Linked DNA regions of Homo sapiens: all the other regions are linked to region 1. A link is a contact called in ENCODE Hi-C or POLR2A ChIA-PET data. All regions are on one chromosome and are shown on one strand. Each heading gives the region's core, a stretch centred on a gene start or an enhancer-like site at or near the end of the contact. The rest is flanking DNA. Distances are from core to core; before and after follow the strand shown. Region 1 holds the start of LINC02901 (long intergenic non-protein coding RNA 2901). Region 2 overlaps ARID1B (AT-rich interaction domain 1B). Region 3 has its middle 62 kb from the start of SNX9. Region 4 overlaps ZDHHC14 (zDHHC palmitoyltransferase 14).

Region 1 (2,957 bases), core at 368-2,867:
TGGTCAGATCACCTGAGGTCGGGAGTTTGAGACCGGCCTGCCCAATATGGTGAAACCCCATCTCTACTAAAAATACAAAAATTAGCCAGGTGTGGTGGCACCAGCCTGTAATCTCAGCTACTCGGGAGGTTGAGGCATGAGAATCGCTTGAACCTGGGAAGCGGTGGTTACAGTAAGCCGAGATCACACCACTGCACTCCAGCCTGGGCAACAGAGACTCTGTCTCAAAAAAATAAATAAATAAATAAAGTCACAAAAAATCTCGCAATGTTTTAAGAAAGTTTACAAATTTGTGTTGGGCCACATTCAAAACCGTGGCCTGTGCGGGTTGGACAAGTTTGGAATAAAGCATAATGCTTGATTGCAATTACATGAAGTTTAAGAGTAGACACAACTCATACTTGGTAATTTAAGTCCAAATGAATAGTGGTTACCTCTGGGGAAGTACTACTGACCGGAAGGAGCAGTTGGAAACCTGGGGTGATGGAAATGTTCTAGATCTTGACCTAGGGGCTAATGACATGTGTATACATATGTAAAACTTCACCCAGCTGTCCTCTTAATTTCTGTGCGATTTATTGTGTGTAAATTATATCAGTTAGGAAAAAATAAGAAAAATGAAGGAATGATGGAGAAAAAAAGAAATGAAGAGAAACGTAACGAAGGAAGAAAGAAGGGAGGAAGGGAGGGAGGGAGAGAGGAAGGGGGGATTAAACCCAAGCACGGAGGGGGAGAGATGCTCCTCAAAAATATGCTATCAGTCATGTAGTGTTATTTATTTATTTATTGAGATGGAGTCTCGCTCTGTTGCCCAGGCTGGAGTGAGTGGCACGATCTCGGCTTACTGCAACCTCCACCTCCCAGGTTCAAGAGATCCTCCTGCCTCAGCCTCCCGAGTAGCTGCCATTACAAGCACACGCCATGGTGACCGGCTATTATCTGCATCTTAAAGATGGGGAAAGTTTGAGGTTTCCTGATGTGTTCAGCGTCACAGACTGGGTGAGTGACTCAAGCTGAGGCTAAAACCCAGGTGTGTAGGGCACCAAAGCCTTTGTGATTCCACCTCCTACAGCTCAGGTCACTTCCTCGGAGAAAGGTGACTCCTAGAAATGCCTCCCACCTGGAACTGATCTCCTCCTGGGAAGAACGTCTGTCTTATCGCCGTCGACCTTAGGCATGGACACCCTTCTGTCCCCCACCCACAACTGTGAGCCTGCTCAGGAGGCACAGCCGCGTTCATTCATTTTAGGCCTCCTCAAGGGCTCAGCGCCTGCTAAGCAGATGCGCGTTCCTGTAGGACAAGGGGTGGCCACTGGAGACGCGGGTGCGACGCAGGCGATCACGCCCTCGGACGACGCTGCGGACTGCGCTTCCTTCCGAAGAGGGAACCGTTGAGAAGAGTGAAGCGATGAGTTATGCCTCACTGGAAACCAACCGCGTCCGTGTGACTCACTTAGAAACTCACTGTTACATATTTGGAGCCTGAGCTGACGACCTTCCGGGTACACGTCAGGCAGAAGCAGGTGCGCGGTGGGAGTGTCCGCCCCGCCCCGCCGGTCGCGCCGGCCCCGCCCCCCTCACCTGCGCGCGCAACCCCACCCCAGCGCGAGGCTCTGCACCGGCCGCGCCCGCCATCCAGCTTTTATATGGCGCTATTTTGGTCGCGCGCCCTGATTGGCCGGGAGCGGGCGACGACACGCTCGCGCGCCTCAGGGAGGGGCCAAGATCTGGGGGAGGGGAGCTTCTGGCAGCCGCGCGGATCCGGGGGCGGCGGGGCGGGACTGCTGCGGTCTCTGGGGGTGCTTTGGGGCTTCTGTGCCTAGTCTGCAATCTGTTAGTGGGGTTATATTTTAATAAAAGAGCTTGTGTGTCCGAAGGGGATTTGCCAAGAACCAAACTCACCCTTCTGGGAGGGAGTTGCCAGATGGCGGGAACAGGCGGCGTAAACCTTACCAGACGTGAGCCCAGGCTGCTCAAGTGTCATTCGCGTCTTGAAGCTCTTGCCCGCCTCCCTTTGCAAGCGCGTCTAATGCCAACTCTACCTTGCCCTTTGCTAAACCAGCCCTCTAATGTGTTATCGTGCCTCACGTCAGACAATGGCTGGGCCTGTCTCTCTTTCCCCTTGGTTCTGTCCTCTGCCCTTCTCTTAAGCCAGAAGAACAAAACACTCCTTAGAATCGCTGGAGGATCTCATTTCCACCACATTCCCGTGTCCGGAGCCGAAGAGCCACGTCTGACCCTCACTGGTCTGGCTGTCCACCAATCAGGCAGCATTGCTTCTCTGAGTCTCAAGGTTATTAAATTTCTTCTGGTGGCAGACTGGTTTTGTACTTTGGTGAAAGTGACCAAATAGGTACGAAGTGTGATTCATCAAAAATTCTTACACTTAAAAAGATAAGCCAAAAGGATCATTCGAAGCCACCACTCCATATTAGATGGGAACTTAGCTTGAAAGGGGTTCTCTTAAGGATTTCTATTTACTTCTTTGAATTACAAATATCATCTCTGGTTGGAAAGCCTATAAACGCCTCTGAGATTTCCTGAGTTCACAACTTTGAAGATCATTTGCAGCTGGATGCAGAAAAAACAAACCTAGTAATTGTTGAATGTGGACATCAATAAGAATTAAGTACTTTTGGCCCAAAGGCAGTGGTTCACACCTGTAATCCTAGCACTTTGGGAGGTCGAGGCAGGAGGATAACCTGAGGTCAGGAGTTCCAGACCACCCTGGCCAACATGGTGAAACCCCATCTCTACTAAAAATACAAAAATTGGGTGGGCGTGTTGGCGCATGCCTGTAATCCCAGCTACTCAGGGCTGAGGCACCGAATTGCTTGAACCCAGGAGGCAGAGGCTGCAGTGAGCAGAGATCATGTCACTGCACTCCAGCCTGGGCGGCAGAGCAAGACTTGTCTCCAAAAAGAACTTTCAATGTGCCAGGCATTTTAAATGCTTAA
Region 2 (3,210 bases), core at 189-2,688, 1.8 Mb after region 1:
GAGACAGGATGAAAAGTAATATCCCGACAAGACTCTTCAGCATTTAATTAAGAACAGGAAAGCACAGGCAGGAGATGAAACTTTACAAGCCTAGGCGTTTCTCGGCTTTTAAAAAATGCTGTGAGTTGGTTTTCCCAGCAAGGAAGGTTGATGAGCATGCACTTGGCTCCAAGAAGCAGCTATTACACAAATAGAATCCAAGTGCCTGGCTAAGCCGCCCAGCCTCGGTGCGTCGGGTAACAGCCAATGGCGGCGGCCTGCCAGCCTCGCCCCGCCCACCTCCCGCCGGCCCCGCCCCTCCACCTCGCCCCCTTCCGCGGCCCCGCCCCGCCTCCCCGCCCTGTTCTTGGCGGCCTGGGCTCCGCGGCCCTGCTGGCGTCCTTCGTCTGTAGTTCCTGGCTTTTCCACCGTCAGCCACTCGTTTTAATTACGCGAACGGGTTCCAACTCATCCAGCCTTTAAGTTTGGGTGGTGGTTTTGAGAGGGGGAAAGAGATGCACCAAAGGAAGTAGGGGAAAAATAAAACCTTAAGCGCTGGGCGCGCCACGCGGGACGCAGAGGTTAGGGGCGCGCGGCGAGGTAGCGGGGCGGCGGCGCGAGACGGCGCAGGGGAAACACTCGGTGCCTGCGTGAGTCTGGCCGCGCCGGCTCATGTGTACGCGAAGCTGTGTCAGCAGAAACTTTAGAAAACACGCTGTGCGAGCGGCCGCCGCCTCCCGCCTCCAGGAGGAGCCTGCGGGCGCGCGGGGCGGACGGTGCCTGCAGGCGGCGGCCGCGCTTGCCCGGAAAGGAATGTGGCTGCGGCCGGCGCCTCCTTCCGCGGGGTCCCACAAAGGCTCATCTGTGCGCGGCGCGGCGCCGTCGGAGGAGTCCGAGCCTGTTCAGTCAGGCTGAGGACGCGGTTGTTTTCGTCCCCCTGTCCCCGCCCCCACGAGCCTACGTGCGGGGTAGGGAGGGCGGCACCGGAACCCCCGCCCGGGTCGGGCCGAAAGGAGCGAGCGGGGCCTGCCGGCAGAGGCCGCCGGGCTGCTGTGTGACTCGGTCCCCTCCGCGCTCGCCGCCCTCATCCTCGCCCAGCGCCTCCGCGGCAGGGTTAATTCCGCCCGCTGCCTGGTGGTCCCACTCCCGGGGGATTCCGGGGTCCGTGGAATCACTGGTTCTCCCTTCGGAGGAGCTCGGCTTCTTCCGTGGGCGCGGGCGAGTCTCCCCGCTGTACCGCGGGGCCGGGGCTTGAATAAAACAAAAGAAACCAAGGCGAGGTGTGGACGCGCAGTGAGGACCGGAAAGCGAGGCCTGAGAGCTGGCGGCCTGAAAGCGGTCCTGCGTCCTTCACACCCTCTCTCTAAAATCCCCCTCTCTCAAGCGGGCCCTGACCAAGAGTAAAAGCGCAGCCGAGGAGGGAAGGACGCCGCCGCCGCGCAGGCATCCGGGCAGGGACGGGTGGGCGGGAGATTCCGGGCCGCTGTTCAGGGCAAGCGCTAAAAGTTTCCGGGTCCCCGAATTTCTCATTTCTTTATCGAATTCTGCAAAGAAGTAACGTTCCTTCGGCCATTAATATTGTAAGAATGTATCGTTTCTAGCCATAAGTTCCAGGTTACTTTTTGTAAGAAAATTAAGGACTCAAGTAGATCAGCCAAAGAAACCACGTACAGCATAAACTCACGTACCACTCCTTAAAAAAATAATTTATTGAGTTATGACCAAGAGTTATATAAGGGGAGAGGTAACAAATCTTTGGTGAGGAAAAAGCGATGGAAAAAATATTAGAGAAGCATAATTTTGAGGAAATTACATATAGTTTGAAACCACCACTGTTTAATATTTTGACTCGCGATCTGAGTAGGAGAAATGACCAAGCTAGGCTGTTGTTTATGTGATGCCATCTCATTCAGTTCTACCTACTATTTATAGCTCCAACAGCATCAGAAAGAAAAACACATGCCTAGTGGCTAAAGCATTCAAACACAACCCCTTATAAAAAAGTTAAAGTTTGGGTTAATTAAAAAAAATTAATTTCATATTAAATATATATTTTTAGGTTCCAATTTACAGTTATGTAGTTATATATTATCGCAATAAAAAGATCTGCCCATGGACTGGTTTTTGGTTTTGAGACATGTTTAAATTACATCCCTTACAGAGTGCTCAACTTGTATGGGGGTAAATGACTAACATGATGTTATCTACAAGGTTAAAAAGCAAGAATAAAGAACTAACTACATTTTAGGTCAGTTCTTCATCAGAGAAGGAATGTTAAAAATTTATTTCCATCCAATTTATTTTCTAAATATTATTAATTTTCTTAAATAAAACATTTCCTGAACGGCAAATTTGCTTGTTATGTCTATTCCCTCCTTCCTGAAATGACTTTCTCCTATCCCTCTAACAGCTTTGTCTTTTGCTACTTCTTCATCCTCCAAGTTGTGCCAATTTGTTTCACTTTTTATTTATCTTTGCTAAAAGAGAAAGGCAGGGGGCGAAAAAACCCTAAAGGACTTAAGATTTTCAGATGGTTCTAGCTCTAGAAACATAATGGCTGCATATGAAGGGGAAGACAGGAGTCGTCCAGATACACCCAGATTTTCTTTTGGCTTGGTGGGAAGAATGAATGGCATGGTTGTGTCCTCGGCAATTTGACATGCTTGTGGTATATCCGCGGAGGTGACCCGCTGGCAGCAGGAAATACAGGTCATGGCACAAGTTGCAGGAGACTAAAGAACATGGATTCGCAGGCAATTAGATGACAGTTGAGTGAGCGTGGATGACTGAGTTTTATCATAAAAAGGCATCACAAAGGACGATAGAGCCTAAAACAGAACCTTCAGGAGTACCAACATTTAATGGACAAGTTCTTCCCTCCTTCCTTAATGAAAGCAAAAGCCACCAGGCTAGAAATTTTACAATTTCAGAACTGCTTTTTCCTCCAAATCTAGAGAGAAATAGGAAGTGAAACATGGACTCAGGTAACACTAAACAGAACTAAATTTAACTCCTCCAAGCAGTGGCTTTGGAGAAGTTAGACAAGTTTCTTAGCATCTCTGGGCCTCAGCTTCTTCATGTATATGACGACAGTCTGCTCTGATGGTTGTTATGAGAATGAAATCAGCACTTACCAGATGCTGGCTATAAACATCATCTGACCATTCCTGAAATACAGACTAGCCTCCATTCCCATTACCAATGCCTTAACTGAGACTCGCATCTCTCCTC
Region 3 (3,040 bases), core at 400-2,899, 1.1 Mb after region 1:
GAATTCAAAGGCATCTCTCCCTGGTATCTTCCATGTGCATATTAAATACACATGATACTAAACTTCTGTTTGTTCCATGTGCATATTAAATATACATGATACTAAACTTCTTTTTGTTTTTCTCCTGTTAACCTGTCTTTTGTTACAGGGGTACATTCCAACTAAGAATTTATGAGAGCCGAAGAAAAAATTATCTTTCCTCCCCTACAGCAATGAACCAGAAATAGGCCACAGGGCCATCTGCTTTGGAAGCTTTGGTGGGATTCATAGGCTTTCTACCACCTTCCTTCATAGAAGGAACTGCACGCTTGAAAACTGCAACGAACCCAGTGAAAAGAGAAGAGGCTTCTGGCTACAATCAGATCTGCCAGTTGGCAGGTGATGGTGGGGGCACTGCCCCCAGAGCGGCTTCTAGACCTACTCTGCCCCTCCCGGCCCCACAGGGCACCCTGAGCTTGTACTCTGCCCCTCCCGGCCCCACAGGGCACCCTGAGCTTGTGAGAGGCACGGCCCCACCTGTGACCTCTCCCATCTTCTGGCCGTGCTCCCTGCGGTGCGCCCCACTCCAGAGAGCTCCAGCCCGGCTCCCTTCCTGCTGCGACGTTCATCCAGTTTCTCAAGTTCCAATTTTCATTCTGATGCCCTCGAACTTTTCTCAGCACAACATATCTGCAGTGAAAATGGAAATTCCAGACCTAAATCTATATTGAACCTCCCCAGATGTGCTGGCCCTGGGCTCTCCTTCCCCCTTCTTGAATCCTGAGGAACTGAAGCTGTCTTAAGAGCTCACGTGTGCGTCATCCCTTCCTGCACCTGCTTCCACGGGCCCTTGGCGGTAGCCTGGGAACAGCTGGTCAGGTACTATTAGCCCCATTCTACCAATGGAGAAACCGAGGCTCAGAACAGCTCAGTGGGATGCGGCTTCTGAGGTCACACGGTTCACGTGCACCAGAACTTGCTTCTAGGCCGCCTTTCCATATCCTGTGCTTTTTCAAAAGCCCCCTTTTAATGCTTACAACCCCTTTTTGCTGTGCAGGGTACAATGCTAGACTAGCAGGAGAGTGGTGACTCATAACCAACTTCTGACTTATTTGACCGCACACACAAAACAAGGCTCTCTACCCATTTTTCCAAAACACAAATTGCGTCTTTAAGAATGCTCTTGAACTCCAAGTGCAACTGACAGACAGCACATCATAGACCGCTTGATACATGTTGTTGTCTGAATGGAAAAACAAGACATGCCTCCAATTCCCCCAAAATAAGTGATTCTATGAAACTAATGCCACAAAAAGGAACTAAAGAAGAATGTGTCAGCTGTTCTAATACAATCAACTGATTACCTAGAACACAGGCAAAAATGCATGTCTGGGGTGTAACCAGTGGTGTGGGGGTGGGTCTGCCATTGTTTACAATCGCCACACATGGCGATAATAGAAAGCAGACCACTGCAGTGTTTTTCTTCCTATTTTTAAATTCTCTGCAGACAATGCACCCTGACTCCCACAGCTCTCTCCTTCTCCTTGGTACACCACCAAGTGTAACTAGTGATTCATACGAGGGTGATTCATGTTATCCATCAGATTTTTTCAAAATTATTTTTATTAGTCTTCTTGTTGTTGTTGTAAAATAAATCTCTTTTCCCCCGGCTGTGTTGCCAGACACTGCCTTCCCCAGCCTGCCCTCTCGCTCCCTACCTGCTTGCATCAGCCAGGCCTGGGGCAATGGGAAGGACCTGCAAAGGTGTTGAAGACCCTTCTCCATGAGGGAGTAGGAAGGGAGTCAGTCTGTGCAACTCCCTGTCCCCACCCAGGCCAGTGTAGGTGACCAGGCCACCAGCTGGCGTCTGCCCTGATCCTAGATTTCTTCTGGGCCTCAAATCCAGCCCTGAATGTCAGGTCAGGCAACCGGAAACTACTTCCTCCCAGTCCCCATATCCTCTGTACCCTCACTGGCTGGTCCTGCACCTGCACCTGGACAGAGAGCTATCTGAAGCTGTGACACTGGCATCTCCTGAGGCTAAGAACTGTCCTTGTCTAAACGCTTGGCTGTCACCCCAGCTCTGCTATACCAGCCTCACCAGACTGATTGAGATAGAGGCCACTCTGGCTCAGACTTGAGCTCCCTACTTTGCGATTTGAACCTTTGGACACTCTCTGGGGGAGAAATGTGGATGGTGACACCCTGTGGCCTGGTTTTAATGGTGTGCTAGTAAATGTGCACAACAGGCTCTCTGGAAGAAGAGTCCTGAAATGTACATTTGCCAATTTCTGTGGTGTAAATACTGCCCCCATGGCCAATTTCCAGCTGTCAGTAAGAAGTCACTGAACGCAGAGGTGGAAAGAGATGTGCAGCAGAACAGGGTTATATAATGCTTCCTCCACTCAGACACGCAGATGTAAATAACCTTGATGGCCCGGGCGTGGTGGCTCACGCCTGTAATCCCAGCATTTTGGGAGGCCAAGGTGGGCAGATCACGAGGTCAGGAGATTGAGACCATCCTGGCCAACATGGTGAAACCCCATCTCTACTGAAAAAAAGATAAAAAAAATTAGCCAGTGTGGTGGTGCACGCCTGTAGTCCCAGCTACTCGGGAGGCTGAGGCAGGGGAATTGCTTGAACCTGGGAGGTGGAAGTTGCAGTGAGCCAAGTTCACACCACTGTACTCCAGCTGGGAAACACAGCAAGACTCCATCTAAAAAAGAAAACAAAAAACAAACAAACAAACAAAAAAAACAAACTTTGATGGCATAGGTAATAGTAAAGTGTAGATCACTAGGAAGTGATGAGCTTTAAGTGTTTATTACTTTTGTTTTTAGTATAATCTATTCAATTTGTAAGTTTATATCATTAAACTTTTATTTATTTTTCTTATTTATTTCTATATTTATTTGGAGACAGGGTCTCCCTCTGTTGCCCAGGCTAGAGTGCAGTGGCATGATCATGGCTCACTTCAGCCTCAACCACCTGGACTCAAAGCTCACACCTCAGCCTCTTGAGTAGCTGGGACTACAGGCGCCCGCCACCATGCCCAGCTAAT
Region 4 (3,411 bases), core at 662-3,161, 1.3 Mb after region 1:
GCTGGGGCTGGCAAGTGCTTGCCATGGGGTCTCTCTAATAAGCACCACCTGAGAACCAGGTATTGGAGGCATAAGAGCACACACTCCCACTTTCAACAGAGAAATTCCACTCCGGGAAGGGGGAAGAAACAAAACAGCCTCCCCCAAGTCAGAGCAGGGCAAGGCAGAAACCAGCCACTCCTGGGTGATCTCACATCACCCGGACCTGCTCCGGCTCCTCTTCTGGCTTGGAGCTGGGGAAGAGGCACGCTTAACGCCCAGGCAGGCCAAGCTCGGGCAGGGGCCTTTCCAGGAAGCATTGCTAAGCGGTGGCCGTGGTGTTTCCTGGGAGGGCAGGCCTGGCCAGTACTTCTGCCATCCAGGCCCTTGAGTCAACCTGGCTGCCTTCCCCTCCAGCCTCCAGGCTTGTAGTGGGAGCAAGGACTCTGCCTTAGTTACCACCTCCAGGAGTCCAGCCCAGCTCCGGGTGCCTGGGAGACACTAGGCCCTTGTGGAGCCGGCTTCTTACCGCAGGAAGACCATGAACCCTACATCCACATGGCCCCAGCCTCCATGCCGCCTTGCTCCCTTTCACCTCCTGGGCAGCCTCTTGTCAGGAATGCACAGCTCTTGCAGGGCAGGGGTGGGGTTGGGGAGTTCTAGGTTCTTCCTTGACCTGGGCACAGTGGGTGCTTGGGGGGCGGTGGGAGGCGGGAGGGAACCGTTGTCCTGAGCAGCTTCCTAGCTGACACAACCTCCATTTTCTGAGGAGGCTGCCCCTCTCCACAGCACTACACTTCACACACATAAAACGCTCCCTATATATGTGAGGATATTTTAAGTCAGTGACTCTCAAACATTACTGTGCTAGATGCAGATTCCCAGGTCCTGTCTCCAACAGACTCTGGGTGGTGAGCTCAGGACTGGGCCTGGAACCTGCCTGCGAATGAGCTGCTCAGGTGGCTCATCGAGTGTCTGCTGACCTCAGCGAGAGGCAGCAGCTTAGGGTCCCCTCCCTCTCTGTACCTGGAGAAGTGGTAGTCTTCACAGACCCTCTCGGGAGCCCCCACCCCAAATCTGCCTAGAGAATCGCATGGAGAGCCCAGCAGCAGCCCTGGCCCCACCAACAGAAAATGAGGGGCCAGCCAGGGACAGCGGAACAAGGCAGAGACCCCTCGCCACGCTCACAGAGCTTCTGGCCCAGGAGTCCCAGCGTCCACCCTGGGAGCTTCTGCAGCGCCTTCTCTGAGGCTGCACCAGCTGTTCTCACGGCTAAACCCCAGTTGGGCATCCCTGGTCCCCACTTCTGCCCTTCATTGCCCAGGGCTGTGGGTGTTGTGGTCACAGATGGACTGACTTATAGGCCCTTCCTCTCTCTTCTCATGGTTGCCAACCAGGCTACTGCAGGTCCCCACAGCCCCTACGCCCCCAGGCTGCAGCTGCTCCGTCTGACTGCCCCACACATGTTTTCTGGATACCTTCAAGCTGCATCTTCTGCCCCTTCCCTGTGAAAAGCTGTGTGAGTTGAGGAACTGAAATCATTTTGTTTATATGTTATAAACACCCAGGTTTCTCACTGAACCCACAAAAACCTCAGATACTAAGGGAAAAAAAGTATCTAACCCTCTGAGAACATCTATGTATTCTGCGTTTAACTTTTAAATTCAGGGCCCAGCACAGTGGCTCACACCTGTAATCCCAGCACTTTGGGAGGCCAACATGGTGAAAACCCCACTTATCTACAAAAAATACAAAAAATAGCCGGGTGTGGTGGTGCACACCTATAATCCCAGCTACTTGGGAGGTGGAGGCAGAATCACTTGAAACCAGGAGGTGGAGGTTAAAGTGAGCCATGATCACGCCACTGCACTCCAGGCTGGGTGACAACAGTGAAACTCCATCTCAAATAAATAAATAAATTCAACTCAACAATTCAAGAGGTCTGGGTGAGAGCACCTGCTCTGTGCCAGGTGTGCGTGTATAGTTTCTGTTTCCTAATTATAAACTGAGGGTGGCTGCTTTGTCATTTTTGTCCCCCATGTGTATCTGAGCGCCGGGACAGCAGGTCTCACATGCGCGCCCGTCGGACACTCTACCTGCTGAGTCAGAATTTCCAGGGGAAGGTGCTCACTTGTATATGTATACATTTTATTACTGAAAATAATACACACGGTAAGAAAAAAAGCAAGCAGGTAAACATTTCCAACCTCCACGGGATTCTATTCTGCACTACGATGGCAGCCTTCAGCCTAGACCGTGTCCTGGCACGTGCCAGCTGCTCAGCAGGTGTTTGATGAAAACTCAGCATGGCCTCTGAGCTTTGTCCCTGGCCCTGACCCCAGCAAGGCATGCTTCTTCCACACACGGGATAGATTGTTTTCAATGAAGCAGAGTGAATGTCGTTCTCAGGTGTAGTTGCAAGAAGCCACACTCAGCAATGCTCTCTGAGGCGATTTCCAATAAAGGACCGCCTTGCACAGGGCAGCTAACACCCCCACGCTCTGAGGACCTGGGCTCCCCGAAATGTCCTTCTGCACTCTGCATTTAAATGCTGACTATTTTTTGGTTTTAGTTTCTTATGGGCTTCCATTCCAAACAACTCATTACAGTCTTGTTCAATTTCTTCTTTCTCATGTTCTAGTGGGTTCGTGATTAGACACGCCACGCCTCATAATGTTGTGCTTGGATAAGCAATCTGCTATTTTCACAGCTTCTTCAGGTTAATGCATCCGTTCCTCATAATGCTTCTGTGAGTCAGGCAAGGCCGTGGGATCCCATTATCCAGATGAAAACACAAAGCCCCTAGAGAGAATTCGTGATTTGCCAAGGCCAAGGCAATGAGTAAGAAGTACTGCTTAATAAATGTTTGCTGAATGCATATCTATTAATGCTAGAGTTTATGTAATGACATTTACTGATTTTTTTTCTTCTAATTATAAAGGTAACACATGCTCATCATAGGGAATATCAGAAACGTACAGAGAAAAAAACTAAAATTACTTGCCAGTCCAATCACAAAAAAAAACTTGTTTATATTTCCTTATAATTCCTATATATATTAAGATCCCAATGTACATCCAATTTTGTATTTTGCATATTTTCATTGAAATTGTATAAGGATAACTTTTATAAGCCATTAGATATCTTTGATATCAATATTTTAAGACGTTCTAACAACGTGGCGTTTACAGAAGCAGATTGCAAAGGTGATTCACGAGGACGTGGTGGTTGGCCATCTCTCTGGGATAAGTGGTCTTCAGCCGGGCACCTGCTGCCCCACAGGCTTTTGAAGAAGGTGTACTGTAGCTGTTGTGTAGGCAACTGATGTGGCAACAGTCGGCCCCGCTTCCTGGCTGACACGCTCTTCTCCAGGACAGCTTTGCTCCCCAGCAAGTGCAGCAAAAATTCACTCCAGAATCAGTCACTTGCCTC

The links. A loop is a pair of places that touch in the nucleus more often than their neighbours do. ChIA-PET counts read pairs that join two places held with the same protein, here RNA polymerase II (POLR2A). Pooled maps may share reads with other maps.
Region 2: a loop to region 1 is called in a map of CD8-positive, alpha-beta T cell, with 17 times the contacts of the local background. The contact joins the enhancer-like site here to the promoter of LINC02901 in region 1. A Hi-C loop is called at or near these places in 1 of 168 maps with a recorded cell type or tissue (CD8-positive, alpha-beta T cell) and 5 of 50 pooled maps. POLR2A ChIA-PET finds 5 or more read pairs at or near these places in 1 of 52 experiments (activated T-cell).
Region 3: a loop to region 1 is called in a map of CD8-positive, alpha-beta T cell, with 11 times the contacts of the local background. The contact joins the enhancer-like site here to the promoter of LINC02901 in region 1. A Hi-C loop is called at or near these places in 4 of 168 maps with a recorded cell type or tissue (B cell, CD8-positive, alpha-beta T cell and naive thymus-derived CD4-positive, alpha-beta T cell), 5 of 37 single-sample maps with no recorded cell type and 12 of 50 pooled maps.
Region 4: a pooled map shows a loop between it and region 1 (9-fold over the local background). The contact joins the enhancer-like site here to the promoter of LINC02901 in region 1. A Hi-C loop is called at or near these places in 2 of 37 single-sample maps with no recorded cell type and 2 of 50 pooled maps. POLR2A ChIA-PET finds 5 or more read pairs at or near these places in 1 of 52 experiments (activated naive CD4-positive, alpha-beta T cell).

What each region holds. Positions count from the first base shown.
Region 1 is chr6:158,868,474-158,871,430 of GRCh38, reverse strand. It overlaps LINC02901 (long intergenic non-protein coding RNA 2901), which reads right to left and starts at 1,617. Exons shown (of 3, transcript NR_160980.1): 1 at 1,454-1,617. RefSeq lists enhancers at 624-1,297, 1,228-1,397, 1,298-1,970, 1,971-2,643 and a silencer at 1,478-1,797.
Region 2 is chr6:157,019,264-157,022,473 of GRCh38, reverse strand. The region is part of intron 4 of ARID1B (AT-rich interaction domain 1B); the gene reads right to left. Among named protein-coding and RNA genes, the nearest start is that of MIR4466, 240 kb to the right of the region's middle. RefSeq lists silencers at 199-288, 589-1,108. Within about 2 kb of position 1,438, at least 40 of the 41 ENCODE cell types and tissues checked have a DNase peak (open chromatin) inside an H3K27ac peak, as active enhancers do; they include CD8-positive, alpha-beta T cell, where a contact is called at or near this core.
Region 3 is chr6:157,759,545-157,762,584 of GRCh38, reverse strand. No RefSeq gene overlaps it. Among named protein-coding and RNA genes, the nearest start is that of SNX9, 62 kb to the left of the region's middle. RefSeq lists an enhancer at 1-194. Within about 2 kb of position 1,649, at least 10 of the 41 ENCODE cell types and tissues checked have a DNase peak (open chromatin) inside an H3K27ac peak, as active enhancers do.
Region 4 is chr6:157,560,151-157,563,561 of GRCh38, reverse strand. The region is part of intron 2 of ZDHHC14 (zDHHC palmitoyltransferase 14); the gene reads right to left. Among named protein-coding and RNA genes, the nearest start is that of MIR3692, 33 kb to the right of the region's middle. RefSeq lists enhancers at 1,385-1,464, 1,585-1,664, 774-1,747, 2,025-2,154. Within about 2 kb of position 1,911, at least 6 of the 41 ENCODE cell types and tissues checked have a DNase peak (open chromatin) inside an H3K27ac peak, as active enhancers do.